Regions from separate parts of the Homo sapiens genome. Here region 1 is linked to region 2. A link is a contact called in ENCODE Hi-C or POLR2A ChIA-PET data. All regions are on one chromosome and are shown on one strand. The core of a region is the stretch at or near the end of the contact, and the rest is flanking DNA. Distances in the headings are between cores, read along the strand shown.

Region 1 (2,725 bases), core at 121-2,620, 150 kb before region 2:
TCAAGCAATCCTTTTGCCTCAGCCTCCCAAGTAGCTAGGACTGCAGGCATGAGCCACCAAGCCCAGCTAATATATTTTTTATTTTTAGGGATGAGATCTCACTATGTTGCCCAGGTTGGTCACAAACTCCTGGCCTCAAGCAATCCTCCCACCTTAGCCTCCAGAGTCACTGGAATAACAGACATGAAGCACCATGCCTTTTTAAATGATGTGCATGTATACCTTTGATTAAAATGTTTTTTTTTTTTCAAAAAGAGACAATAAAACAAATATAAAGGATGTTAGTTCTTAACTAACTCAACTTATCAACTCCTCCAGATAAGGGGTCTTATTCCCCTTCTTCTCAGCATCTGGCACAGAGAGGCACTCAACAAATGTTTGCTGTTTAATTGATTGCTTTATTGATTAATTGAAACAAGCAGTCAAAAATATTCATAGGTTTCTTGAGCTACACTGATAGAAAATTCTAGGAAAAAAATTAATAGCTAACACTCTTTAAACATCTACTATTTGACATCCTCTGTTCTAAGTGCTGGGCATTTATCATATTGCTAAATCCTCAAAACAATCTCACGAGGAAGATACTGACATTGTTCCTGTTTTATCAACAAAGAAACTGAAGGACAATGAGGTTGTATAACTCATTCCAAGTCACACAGCCAGGAAGTATCAAAGCTGGGTCTAGGCCAGGTGCGGTGGCTCATGCTTGTAATCCCAGCACTTTGGGAGGCCGAGGTGGGTGGATTGCCTGAGCTCAGGAGTTTGAGACCAGCCTGGGCAATATGGTGATGCCTCATCTCTACTAAATTAGCCGGGCGTGGTGGTAGGTGCCTGTAATCCCAGCTACTCAGGAGGCTGAGGCAGGAGAATTGCTTGAACCCAGGAGGTGGAGGTTGCAGTGAGCCGAGAACACGCCACTAACACTCCAGCCTGGGCAACAGAGCGAGACTCTGTCTCACCAAAAAAACCAAAAACAAACAAAAAACAGCTAGGCCTAAACCCAGGCTGGCTGACTCTGAAGTCTCTACTCTTGACTGATGAGCTTTATAATCAAGAAGGAGGTGTCCTGTGGTCACGCCACAACTGGAATATTATGTTCTGTTTTGAACACACACACACACACACACACACACACACACTTCAGAAGTGGAATGTAATCACAGGAAGTTGAACAGGATGTGAGGAGATCAAAAACCATAACAGTGGGTGTGAGGAATGGTTTTTAGATGAAAACAGTCTAATCATGCTTGAAGAGGGCTGATAAAGAACAGGGATTGGATTTGTTTTTTATGACCCAAGTAGTAAAACCAGAATCAACAGTAGAGATTAGTTGGGGCTATATTTCAGTTTAAGGAAGAAATTTTCCACAGTTCCATAGGACATCAAGTGCTTTGGAAATAGTTTCATTACTGAAAATCATAAGCCCATCAACCTCCAGGCTCGGAAGAAACTAAGGAATTTCATCCAGTCACCCTCAGGATGCTTGGATCACCTTTATAGCACACTCCTAAAAGGTCTTCTCAAACATCCCAGGGACAAAGAATACACCAGAGATGGCACACTCTTTTCTTTTTTAATCAGAGTTACCTGTGCACATAGTTGAGTCAAATCTGTAAGATTCATTAAGAAAAGCAGAAGTCCTTCCCTAGAGGCACCCACTTTCAATTTTCTTTGGTAATTCTTTTAGAAAGATTTACCTCTGTATTTCTAAATAACATGCTTGTATTGCTATTTCTTTATTTTTCCGTGTTAGGTATTCTCCACTAACCACCCACAATGTTGGATGAAGATTTCATTATTTCATTCCGCATACACAATACACACACCCTCTCCATGTTCTTATTATTCCAACATAGTTTATGTACTGATTTGGGTTAGATCAGTATTTAGTGTTCACATTATTATAACTACATAAACACTATTCAGAGCTGAGTCATGGGGTAAATCATAATTATTTCTCCTCTTCTATACAACTCTTGTGTTTCCCTGAAATTAATTGAAGAACCTTACTTTTTGTTTTCACTTAGTTTTTCATGTATTTATCAGTAATTCAAACCCTCAATTTTCTGCCAAATGTCTGAATTTCCTCTCAAGACATTCAGACACATCGGATATTCAAGCCATTTCACCTCTTTGAAGAAGCCTCTCTCAGAGCCTCTGGGCCTATCCTAATGTGAACTGATTACCTCCAAGCCTGGTGCAGAGTTACCATCTGGGAATTTTCCTTTACCATTTCTGGAGATTCCCTTTACCCTTCTCCCACTTTGTGTATCTCCAGTCTTTTTCTCCTTTGGTTTTCTCCATTGTTTTAGTGGTGCCAGAGTGGCTTCCTGAGAAAGGCTGTGTGGGAGGTAAACTTTTTGAATCTTTTCAAGGCTAGATATGTCTTTATTCTACCATAACTTGATTCAAAATTGTATTCCAGCTTCTCTTGTTGCTACTGAGAAGTCTAGAGTCATTCTGGTAGCTGGTTCTTTGTATATGACCTGTCTTGTCTTCCTTGAAGCTTTTTTTTTTTTTTTTTTTTTTGAGACCAGGTTTCACTCTTGTTGCCCAGGCTGGAGTGTAATGGTGCGATCTCAGCTCACTGCAACATCTGCCTCCCAGGTTCAAGTGATTCTCCTGTCTCAGTCTCCCTAGTAGCTGGGATTACAGGCGCCCACGACCACGCCCGGCTAATTTTTGTATTTTTAGTAGGGACGGGGTTTCATCATATTGGTCAGGC
Region 2 (2,700 bases), core at 181-2,680:
AAAAAGAAAAAGAAAAAACTACAGCCTGGCCGCGGTGATTCACACTTGTAATCCCAGCACTTTGGGAGGCCGCGCGCGGGGCGGAGGCCGGCTGGAGGGGAGGTAGCTAACTTGAGGCCAGGAGTTTGAGGCCAGCCTGGCCCACATAAGCAAAACCCCGTCTCTACTAAAAATATAAACATTAGCCGCGAGCGGTGGCTGCAAGTCTGTAATCACAGCTACTCGGGAGGCTAAGGGGGAAGGATCGCTTGATCCCGAGAGGCAGAGATTGCGGTGGGCAGAGATCGCGCCACTACACTCCAGCCTGGGCACACAGCGACTGTCTCAAAAAGGAAAAAAGGAAAAAAAAAGACAGAAAAGAAAAGAAAAAACTACAGAATAGGTCCCAGTCTGCAACCCTAACTGAAAAATATTAACAAATCCTTGCAGTAAGTGACCGAGCCTGTTGGCACCAGCCTGTAGTCCCAGCTACTTGGGAGACTGAGGTGGAAGGATCGCTAGAGCACAGGAGGGGAAGGTTGCAATGAGCCGGGATAGCGCCACTGCACTCCAGTCTGGGTGACAGAGCGAGACTCTGTCTTAAAAACAAAAACCAAAAAAACCCCAAATCCTTTAAGTGCGCTATAATGGTTAAGACTATGGGCTCTGATGCCCCACTGCCTGAGCCCCTAACTCCCTCAGTCAGCATAGCTGTGCGACCTTGGCAAAAAAGTTTCTCTACGGCTGTTTCCTCACCTGTAAAATGGGGGCAGTAATAGAAATCATCCAAACCCTTCATCGTACAGGTAAGAAAGCAGAGGCATCCAACGACTATTATTATAATCATGCTTTCATGGCAGTGGTACTTTCACGAGGTGTCTCGATTCCCTGAACAGGACTCTTTCCACTTAGGACCACATGGAGCGGTGAGGAAAAACACCCCGAGAACCACCTAGTGCTAGAGAGTGAATTAGTGACTTTCACATCCACTGGGGTCATCCAACCCTCCCTACAATCCCGAGAAATATGACCTCCACTTTAAGGATGCAAAAATAGAAAAGGAGGGATTGCAAGACTGCTTAAAGACCATGCAACTATAAAGCGATAGAACGGGAACTCGAACTCAGGTTAGATCGGCCCCACTTGACCAGACAGCCTCAGGGGCCGTGCACGGCAGTGTCCCCTATTTTTCTCTCCCTCCCCCGACGGCCAAAAATGGGGCTGCTGTCTCCGCCACCCTCTTCCCTCCAGTCACTTTCCCGGTTCTTCTCCCACTGACCCAGGTAAATCACAAGAGGGATAAAGCCCCAGCGAATGGCAAACTGGCTCCCCTTGAAGAGCTGCTGTAGTCTCTGCTTGGCCTCTTTGCTCAGCTTCACCATGGCGACGGCCGTGTGGCGCAGGGAGGACCCCTTACAGCAACCACAGCGTCGGGAATCCGAAAGGGAAAGGAGGTGCGCAGGCGCCACACACGGCCTTTACGGCAGGAGTCGTGAGCGTCGCCAGCAGAGGTCGTAATTCATCGCCTTTAACCTTCCCTGCTCTTCCGCCTCGCCGGCAGTAGTAGGCGCATGCGTGGTTGCGATCATGGCTGGCGGTAACTTCGCGTTTCTGTTACCCATTTTTAAAACGCATCTTCAGGTGTTCCTTCCTTCTCATGGAAGGAACATTAATTAAATTCAGAGGGACTGGGTTTTAGTCCTAACTCTTATTCCTACTGGCTGTGTAACCGTGGACAAATTATTTAACTTCTCAGAATCAGGTTGTTCAAACCTGAGGTTGAACTGCAAAAAGGTTACGAAGTGACACTCAGTAGGGCCCGAATCCATGTTTTCTTTGATCCCAATCTTTTTTAAAAAAATTTCTTTTAATTACTTGCCAACATTTTAGAATTTGGAAATCTCACATGAAATTCTGGACTTTTGAAGCTGAGGAATTCCATTGCAACAATCAAGGAGACTAAATAGGAAATGACACTTCTGTTTGGCCATCTTGCCCTCATTGGTTTAGAATGGCAGTGGTTCTCAACCCTGGCTGCACATTAGAATCACTTTAGGAGAGGTAAAACCATACTCACGCTGGAGACCTACTCCTAGAAATTCTAAAGAGTTTGGGGCTGGGAACTGGCCATTGATCTGCCTTTGAAGTTTCCCAAGTGATTCCCAACCTCTGATGTAATAAATTTCTGGCTGCTGTCGTATTTGAGATTTGACCCCCCCAGGTCTAAGACTTAATTGATTTTTAAGGCTGTAAGACATTTCTAAGACTTTGACTTTTAAGACTTTCCTGCCTCATTCTGAAGGTACGTAGTCGTTTTCTGTGCCCAATGTCTGTGCTCCTAAAAATTTCCCCTTGCTGACCTCTGTGGCTTGCGCCTGTAATTCTGGCTATTTGGGAGGCTGAGGCGGGAGGACCACTTGAGTTTGATGCTGCAGTGAGCTGTGATTGGGTCACTTGCTGTAAGCTCCCAAAGGGTTCACTTTGCCCGCTGCCTGGACAGAGCCGATTGATCAACACTGGGGAATTACAATAAAGAGTAATTCACGCAGAGCTGGCTGTGCAGGAGACCAGAGTTTTATTATTACTCAAATCAGTATCCCATAGCATTCGGGGATCAGAGTTTTTAAGGACAATTTGGTGCGTGGGGAGACAGCCAGTAAGTCGGAAGTGCTGATTGGTTGGGTCAGAGATGAAATCACAGGGAGTGGAAGCTGTCTTGTA

Evidence for each region. Hi-C counts contacts between places; a loop is a spot of excess contacts on that map. ChIA-PET counts read pairs that join two places held with the same protein, here RNA polymerase II (POLR2A). Pooled maps may share reads with other maps.
Region 1: a loop to region 2 is called in a map of PC-3, with 7 times the contacts of the local background. The contact joins the enhancer-like site here to the promoter of TOMM7 in region 2. A Hi-C loop is called at or near these places in 2 of 168 maps with a recorded cell type or tissue (PC-3 and PC-9), 1 of 37 single-sample maps with no recorded cell type and 8 of 50 pooled maps. POLR2A ChIA-PET finds 5 or more read pairs at or near these places in 3 of 52 experiments (Caco-2, GM10248 and activated T-cell).

What each region holds. Positions count from the first base shown.
Region 1 is chr7:22,674,986-22,677,710 of GRCh38, forward strand. No RefSeq gene overlaps it. Among named protein-coding and RNA genes, the nearest start is that of IL6, 51 kb to the right of the region's middle. Within about 2 kb of position 1,371, at least 4 of the 41 ENCODE cell types and tissues checked have a DNase peak (open chromatin) inside an H3K27ac peak, as active enhancers do; they include PC-3, where a contact is called at or near this core.
Region 2 is chr7:22,821,419-22,824,118 of GRCh38, forward strand. It overlaps TOMM7 (translocase of outer mitochondrial membrane 7), which reads right to left and starts at 1,431. Exons shown (of 3, transcript NM_019059.5): 1 at 1,259-1,431. The coding sequence starts at 1,361. It overlaps LOC112267993 (a long non-coding RNA gene), which reads left to right and starts at 1,539. Exons shown (of 3, transcript XR_002956543.2): 1 at 1,539-2,281. RefSeq lists enhancers at 912-1,672, 1,342-1,421, 1,452-1,661.